Linked DNA regions of Homo sapiens: region 2 is linked to region 1. A link is an interaction called in ENCODE POLR2A ChIA-PET data of the cell type or tissue named here. Cell type or tissue: HepG2. All regions are shown on one strand. Each heading gives the region's core, and the rest is flanking DNA. Links, peaks and the distances in the headings are about the cores only.

Evidence for each region. Peaks named below come from ENCODE experiments on the same cell type or tissue, not always from the same donor. Only the 100,000 strongest peaks of a DNase experiment are listed, where the experiment ranks them.
Region 2: POLR2A ChIA-PET joins it to region 1 with 5 read pairs; 6 of 35 experiments call an interaction of 5 or more read pairs at or near these places.

Annotation. Positions count from the first base shown.
Region 1 is chr11:46,552,417-46,556,810 of GRCh38, forward strand. The region is part of intron 1 of AMBRA1 (autophagy and beclin 1 regulator 1); the gene reads right to left. Among named protein-coding and RNA genes, the nearest start is that of AMBRA1, 39 kb to the right of the region's middle. In HepG2, for the core only: no CTCF peak of the experiment used is centred there; DNase peaks (open chromatin) are centred at 1,605 and 2,085; H3K4me3 peaks cover 530 bases.
Region 2 is chr11:46,488,030-46,492,423 of GRCh38, forward strand. The region is part of intron 11 of AMBRA1 (autophagy and beclin 1 regulator 1); the gene reads right to left. Among named protein-coding and RNA genes, the nearest start is that of MIR3160-1, 38 kb to the left of the region's middle. In HepG2, for the core only: a CTCF peak has its summit at 2,127 (motif pointing right); a DNase peak (open chromatin) is centred at 2,142.

The DNA.
Region 1 (4,394 bases), core at 212-4,211:
GTAGCTCACACCTGTAATCCCAGCACTTTGGGAGGCTGAGGTGGGTGGTAACAAGTTCAAGAGATCGAGACCATCCTGGCCAACATGGTGAAACCCCGTCTCTACTAAAAATACAAAAGTTAGCTAGGCGTGATGGTACGCGCCTGTAATCCCAGCTACTCAGGGGGCTGAGGCGGGAGAATCACTTGAACCCGGGAGGCGGAGGTTGCAGTGAGCCGTGCCATTGCACTCCAGCCTGGGCAACAGAGCGAGATTCTGTCTCAAAAAAAAAAAAAAAAAATTAAATTATGCGGTAAGTACATGTTAAGTGAAAAAAGAACACAAAATTCTATATGCAGTATTAATCCCAACTTTGTTTAAAAAATATTAGGAGAAAAAGGATACAAAAGAAATACAATAAATACTAACCATGGTTGTCTCTCAGTAGTGGCATTATTGGTGATTTAATAATTTTAATAGGCAAGTTTCTATTTTTTTTTCACTTTTTAATTTTAAAAATTATTATTACCAGAAGCCCAAACCTCATCACTCACTTTTTTTCTTTTTTGAGACAGAGTCTCGCTCCGTCACCCAGGCTGCAGTGCAGTGGGGCGATCTCGGCTCACTGCAACCTCTGCCTCCTGGGTTCAGGTAATTCTGTTTCAGCCTCCCGAGTAGCTGGGACTACAGGCGCCTGCCACCACACCCGGCTAATTTTTGTATTTTTAGTAGAGATAGGGTTTCACCATATTGGTCAGGCTGGTCTCGAACTCCTGACCTCAGGTGATCCACCCGCCTCAGCCTCCCAAAGTGCTGGGATTACAAGCGTGAGCCACCACGCCCGGCCACCATTCACTTTTTTAAAAAGTAATAACTATTTATTGTAAAAAGCCAAACAATAATTGGCTCTTTACATTTCACAAAAGGCTGCAATCTAAAGAGTACACAACCAGATGTATCCAAATACAGACAGAAAAAAACATTAACAGCCTGTGTTGAAGGAGTTCTCTCACTGGAGTACTAAGATGTAAAAGTCAGAAAGATTTCACAGCAAGAAAACACCAAGTTTGGCCAGGTGCAGTGGCTCACACCTGTAATCCCAGCACTTTGGGAGGCCAAGGCGGGCAGATCACAAGGTCAGAAGTTCGAGACCAGCCTGGCCAACATAGTGAAACCCTGTCTCTACTAAAAATACAAAAATTAGCCAGGCGTGGTAGCTCATGCCTGTAGTCCCAGCTACTTGGGAAGCTAAGTTGGGAGAATCGCTTGGACCTGGAAGGTGGAACTTTCAGTGAGCTGAGACCGTGCCATTGTACTTCAGCCTGGGTGACAGAGTGAGACTCCATCTCAAAAAAAAAACACAAAAACAAAAACAAAAAAACTCACCAAGTTCCTAGTCCTACACAGCACAGAGTTACCTAAGGAGTGACAAAGAAACAAATTCTAGCCTGTATCCTCATGATACAGCTCTCATCACTTATTAGTGCATAAATATGTACTGAAAATATCAACATTTTCAGGCCAACTTCCTGAATAGGCTAAGGATGAACTAACTGGAAGGAAATCATCTCCTTAGTAACCCTGACAACTCATAGATTAGGATCAGAAATCTAGACCTGAACCCAGGGTAGCCCTTCGGTCAAACTGCCACATAAGTGATTAATTACTAACCAGGAAAGTGCCAAAAATACAGTTCCTATTAGTTTACCTTAACCCTCTACTGCAATTCTTTTACCCAATATAAAAAAGTTCAGAAGAAACATCTTGAGAGTCCTTTGTCTTAACAGTGCAATATAAAGGCACTTTCAAAGAAATACACTTAAACCATTTATAATCTTACAAGGTGTGGTGGAAACAGCAGCAGTCCAATTCCTAAAAATAAAAAATAAAAAAAACCGACCTTCCGACCTCCTGTTACTCAAGAGGAACAATAAAATACAGGTCACAAGTACTGTATGACTCAGAAAACTGTGATGCAACCTCAGATTCCTACAGGATTCAGAAAGGGGAAAGAGTAGCTACAAATATCAATACCAAGAAAAAAATCAAAGGATCAGGATTACCAAACAACATTTCTATCAATTTCCAGGGACCTAAACACACTAACAGCTCAAACAAGAGAAAGCTTTACTGATGGGAAGAAGTCAGAGGGAGTAAAACAATTACACAATCTCTCTTTCATCTGAAGAAAAATATTTGCTGTTGCTTTAAAAGGATAAGGGACTTCTCTCCTGATATGCTCTTACCAGCCACCTGAGAAGAGATTTTACTCTGTTCCCTGTAAAGAACAAAGGGAGCTAAGTCAAACTGAAGTCACACAGGGCTGCTGATGAGGAGAAAATGCCAGTCAATTGTGTTTTTCATTCCTCTTTTAAAAAGGAAGAAGAAACAAGTTTCCCAATCTGTCCCTTAAAGTAAAGCAGACTGAGACAAAGGTTACCAACAATAGTCTTTGTGATACCGTCACACAGTCCCCAAAATCAATTCTCAATCACCAAAAGCTTATCCAAGTAGAAGCAAAAGACATGGCTAGGATATGTACATAAGACAAATGCCGGTCAGGCATGGTGGGAGGCCAAGGTGGGAAGGTTGCTTGAGTCCAGGAGGTCAAGACTACAGTGAGCCATGATTGCACCGCTGCACTCTTCAGCCCAGGTAATAGAGTGAGACCCTGTCTTAAAAAAACAAACAAACAAACAAAAAGACAAATGCCAAGATTCCATCCCATTTCCACACACACATACTCCCACTCCCAATAACATGACTGAGTACTCTCCAAAGGTGAGAAGGCAATCACCTTTCCAGATTTTCTCTATTTAATTCTAAGAGACAATTATATTTAACAACTACTCATAAAAACCATCTAGAGAGTATGCCACAACCCAGTGGGAATTAGAAGTTAGATTTAGAGGTTCCTTGTGCAATCTGATTATCTTATGCCAGGAATTTTACTCCACCTTCTAGCTATACGACTTTGGGGATACTTAACCTCTTTGAGGCTTCGTTTCCTCCTCTGTAAAACATGATCACAATGTCTGCTTCATAGGGTTGTTATGAGACTCCAAATAAGAAAACAGCTGTGGAAATATGAATCTTGTTTCTGTTGTTTTTATTACTATTGAATCCTCTCTGAGGTTCACTATGGTTTCCCTCACCAAACAATAGGGCCAACTGAAACCCCAGAGACACCACAATTCCCAAGAGTAGCAGATTTCTAAGAATTATGTCAAAGGCTGTTACCAGAAAACAAAGTAAAAAGTGCTCAGGGAGAAAATAAAGTATGTTTATGTGGCAAAAATAATTCATTGTGATTTGGGCTCCCTCTACATAGTTTAGTAAAGTGAATTAAAAACCAGAACCAACAATTTATAGCTGTATCTAAAACCTGACTAATAATTCATACCCCAAATCTTCCCCTTCCTATTGCATTTAGGAGTGTGATTCAGAAACCTATAGACCTGCAAGAAGCTGTTAAAATGGAGTCCAATCTCCTTATTTATTTGAGTAACTGCATCTCTCTTCCACTTCACTATGCCCATGTGGGCAAAGTCTAAGAGTCAAACCAACCATGTAATACTGACATATATTCCATAACTTGATTTAACCCAAGGATATAATTATTTTTTAAAAAATCCTTTAAATACTAATTCTAAGACCACTTGCATAAGTAAAGTTCACCCAAATGGAAAATTAACTACAAAATTTCAGGCTTTTAATTAGAAGCCTAAAACTGCCCCAGTACTCTTTGGAAACTCCATATGGATGGAAATACACAGGGTTTTCTACGACTGGCAGCTTTGTTTTTATTAATAGGACTTTCCTACGGCCATTTCAGGATACTTCAAGTAACATCATATAGAACCAAAGTTCAAACTGTAAGCACCACAAGCCAGCACCCACACCTGACTCCATACAGCTCTTGTGTGACTCTTACACTAGACTGAATTTACAGGGGTACAGAGAATGTGGGGAAAAACATCATAAATTTAGAACAGTAAACAACACATTCCCGAAGGCAAACACACCTAGAAGCAGAAAAACTCCAACTATTCCCTGAATTGTGTATCTATTGTGTGCAAAAGATATCCAAGGATATGGCAAAGTGCTAACTGGTTAACTCTAGATGGAGAAGTCATGAGTGATATTTATTTTATTGTTATTATCCATAACATCCAAATTACAGTCAATATGTATAGTCATATATATGGGCCCCGCAGTCAGAATGGTTGATTGAATTCCAGCTCCATCCTTTTCCTGGTATATGATGGTATCTTGATTTCTAGGAATAGTTACTTAACCTGACTGTACCTTAGTTTCCTCATCCATAAAATGTGACTATTGATAGTATGTATATCACAGGGCTACCACAAGGATCAAAATATTTACCATATGAAAAATGCTTATAGTAGAATAAT
Region 2 (4,394 bases), core at 74-4,073, 65 kb before region 1:
ATTGACTTTAAGACAAAAAATATTACTAGACAGAGAGGGACAATGGTAAAATAGTTAATTCATCAGGAACACATATCAGTCGTAGACATATGTGCACCTAATGACAAAGTCACAAAATACATTAATCAAAAATTGACAAAATTGGGCCAGATGCAGTGGCTCACGCCTGTAACTCCAGCACTTTGGGAAGCTGGGGCAGGTAGATCCCTTGACATCAGGAGCTTAAGACCAGCCTGGCCAATATGGTGAAACCCCATCTCTACTAAAAATACAAAAATTAGCCAGGCCTGGGGGCACACGCCTGTAATCTCAGCTACTCAGGAGGCTGAGGCAGGAGAATCGCTTGAACCCAAGAGGCGGAAGTTGCAGTGAGCTGAGATTGCATCACTGGGCAACAGAGCGAGGCTCTGTCTCAAAAAAACAAAACAAAACAAAAAAAAAAACTGACAAAATTGAAGGGAAAAATACACAATTCAATAATAATAGAGATTTCAATACCCACTCTCAATAACTGACAAACTAGATAGAAAATCAGCAAGGATATACAAAGCTGGAACAATAATATTGACCAAGTAGATTTAACCGACATCTACAGGACACTCCACTAAATAACTGCAGAATACACATTCTCCTCAAGCACATGGGTAACACTCTCTAGAAGAGCCTATATACTAAGCCATAAAACAAGTTCCAATAAAATTAAAATGAATAAAATCACACAAAGTATGTTCTCAGACCATGATCAAATTAAATAAGAGAACAACAGAAGGAAATTTGGGAAATTCAAAATATGGGAAAATTCAACAACACACTCCCAAAAAAGTAATAGGTCAAAGAAGTCGTACTGAGAAGTGACACCGTTCAGTAAAAAGGTTTTTTTGTTTTTTTGTGTTTTTTGAGACGGAGTCTTGCTCTGTCGCCCAAGTGCGGGGGCGAGATCTTGGCTCACTGCAAGCTCCGCCTCCCAGGTTAACGCCATTCTCCTGCCTCAGCCTCCAGAGTAGCTGGGACTACAGGCGCCCGCAACCGCCCGGTTAATTTTTTTTTTTATTACACTTTAAGTTTTAGGGTACATGTGCACAACGTGCAGGTTTGTTACATATGTATACATGTGCCATGCTGGTGTGCTGCACCCATTAACTCATCATTTAACATTAGGTATACCTCCTAATGCTATCCCTCCCCCGCTCTCCCCACCCCACAACAGGCCCCGGTGTGTGATGTTCCCCTTCCTGTGTCCACGTGTTCTCATTGTTCAATTCTCACCTACATGCCTGGCTAATTTTTTGTATTTTTAGTAGAGATGAGGTTTCACCACGTTAGCCAGGATGGTCTCAATCTCCTGACCTCATGATCCACCTGCCTCGGCCTCCCAAAGTGCTGGGATTACAGGCGTGAGCCACCGCACCTGGCCAGTTTTTCTTTTTTATATTTAAAAAGAAGAAGAAGGAGTCATAAGAGAAATTAGGATAACTGGGCACAAAGCCATCTCTTGCTCAAGACACTGGACCAGGCCGTAATGACCTGTGGCTAGGAGCAAGAAAACCCTGACACTTCCCATTGATTTTAATCAAAACAGTAAATTAAGTATATCAGGTCCACATCTGCTAGGAGCAGATGCTCATTAGGATGAAAGTCAAAAAGATTATGCAGGACAGACAGCTAATACCCCACATTACCCAGGCCCCTATTCCTCAGAAGTTTTTTGTTCTTCCAGTAATTACCAGGAAGCTGTCAAATGCCAAGCTTCTTATTTCACTTTTATGAGGCCTCAAACATGCAGAAAAATATTATAAGCTTAAGAACCTTTTGGCAGATATTCCCTACTTGAACTCAAACAAAACATGGCACAGACGACAGAACAGAACTCTTCTAAGAGTCAGGAAGACCCGGTTTAAAATTCCAGGTCAGCCTCTCACAGTGATATTGGGCAAGTGACATAACTTTCTGAGCCTCAGTTTTCTTCCCTACAGAATGGAAATGCTACCACCTACCTCACAGGGTTGTTGCAAAGATGAAAAGAGATAACGTGGGAAAGACAGTACCTGGTCCACGGTAGGCACTCAGCTTCATTTCCATCATTTCAGTTGCTGTGACTACACAGAGCTAGTGGTCTGCTACAATGTCAGCAGGGGGAGCTCCTCAGACTTTTGTATGTTCTCCCACAATTTTACCTGGTAGAGCTGCAATAGCTTTAAATGTACTTACAGCTCTTTAAGTATGGGTCTAGAATTTGTGTTGCTGATGATGATGGGGAAAGGCCTGGGTTGATGACCAATTGGAGGCTACCAGAAACCTACAGAATTGCAGGTGAAGGCACCAAGATAAGGGAGAAGAGATGAATAATAGACTATCAAAACACTTTTCTCTTTATTTTTTAATATTTTAAAAATTCTTTTTGCAATAACTTACTCTTCACCTTATAACACTTTTCTATAGTAGCTTCTGTTTTCTATTATTGCTTTCAGTCTCTTGTGGGAGGAAGTAGAACGGATCTTGATTTTCCGCAAACCCATTTTTGTTGATGATTCTGAATGGCTTTGCTTAGGGTCCACTGAAGACTCATTTGGCACTACAGTACTGGTCACACCCCCTAAAACTGCAGGTGTGTGTCTGCTTTGTCCCTCCAGGTCTGCCAAATTTCCAAGCTTCATCCCTGCAAAAAGCCATTCACCATGCAAAAGTTCCACTTATGTCTGGAGTAAGACTGAGTCATGGCTAACCACCTAGACTTGGAGCTACAGGAAGGCAGGGATCATAGTCTGTCTTATTCACTCTGGTAACCTAGAACACTGCCTGGCATATGACAGCTGTAGAACAAATGTCTGCTAAATGTAATTGTTCTGGGACCATTACAATCTCATTCCAATCATACATGACAAAGTGCCTTTCCAGGAAAATTGGGAGTGCTTACTGCTAAAAGGTCAATTGCTCTTTCACTCTGAAAGCTATTATTATAGCAGCTCAATTACATGATCACAAGTAAGTTTAATAAAAAGCAAAACATCTGTATCCAGGAGGGCAAGAAGGCTCAGGAAAAGGGCGGTTACATAATAAGATTTTCCTCAGCAAGCACCACTGGATCATAAAAACCTATGTCTAGGAACCATTTAAATAGAATAATTAAAACAAACAAGAAAAACACTGAAGTTCCCTGGGAGCTCTCTCCCTCTTATAAAGTCCTAAGAAAAAGAATGACATTTTAATGTTTTGTCCTTTAAAACAACTACGAGGAGGCGGATCGGGAAGGTGGTTTAGAGACTACTGGCTCCATTCTTCTACTTCTTAGCTGCATTACTCTGGGCAAGTTAGCCCTCTGGGATTCAGTTTCCTCCACTGTTAATTAGGTAATCGCACCTATCTCATATGATTACTGCAAGACAGAAACGAAATATGTGTAAAGCACGTAAAACACTCCCTAGTATATAGCAAGTGCTCAATAAATGTTAGGCTTTTGTTGCTATATTATTATTATTGGAATTTTCTCAAGAGAAGAAAACAAATGATACAACTGCCAATAGAATCTGGAGGGACATCAAAATATCAACGAATGATAAATAAATACTCTGTAATATGTATTTTGAAAAATTGGTAGAAACTAGTTTAATGGTGAATGAAAACCATCTGCTAATCTAACTCAAGAGTGAGGTTCTAGGGAGTCTAGAGTTCCTTCTCCTAATGGCATTCTGCATCCTTTGATAGATTTTCTCAGATTTCACATCTGTAAACAGCTGCCCACTGCAACACAGCCCCTATATTCAAAGGCATCCATAAGTGTAATTAGGCCATTTGGGGTCAGACCACAAGGCATAAAGTAGGAAACAGGAAATTGAAGTAAGGAGGTCTTGGAGGCAAGGCAGAAAAAAACAACATACAGCTGTTCCCCCAAAGCTAAATGCCAAGGAAACAGAGATCTGCCGGCAGTAGAGAAGCAGGAGGTGCTGTATGGGGTGGTGGAGGCAGATGTCTGGAACAAAGAAGGGTGGAGAAGAGCTCTAGAGTATTGTCTGGCAGCAAGTTATTATCTGCCAGTGAAAAAAGCTTTAACGTGCCTTCGGTTAAGCCACACAGAAGTGCCAGGCAAGGAGAGGCACGGACCACAGCATCTGTTTTACAACTAGGGCCAGAGCCTCCTCAGATGAGGCTGTCAGGAGATTGTGGTATAGTCTGCTCTCCTGCCAGGCCAGAGCCTATGAAGTCCTGGTGTCTGACAGAGAAACCACTGAGGTTTCTGGAATTTCTAAGCATTGATGTTGGATCAAACATACTATTTAGGAAAGGCCAGATCCCATGGCCTTGATGCTGTCACAGCAGCTTGGTTAGAAATCATAAGATAAAGCTTGTAACATTCTCACAGTCAGACAGTGCCACTGCCTCAGTAGATCCCTCCCCAC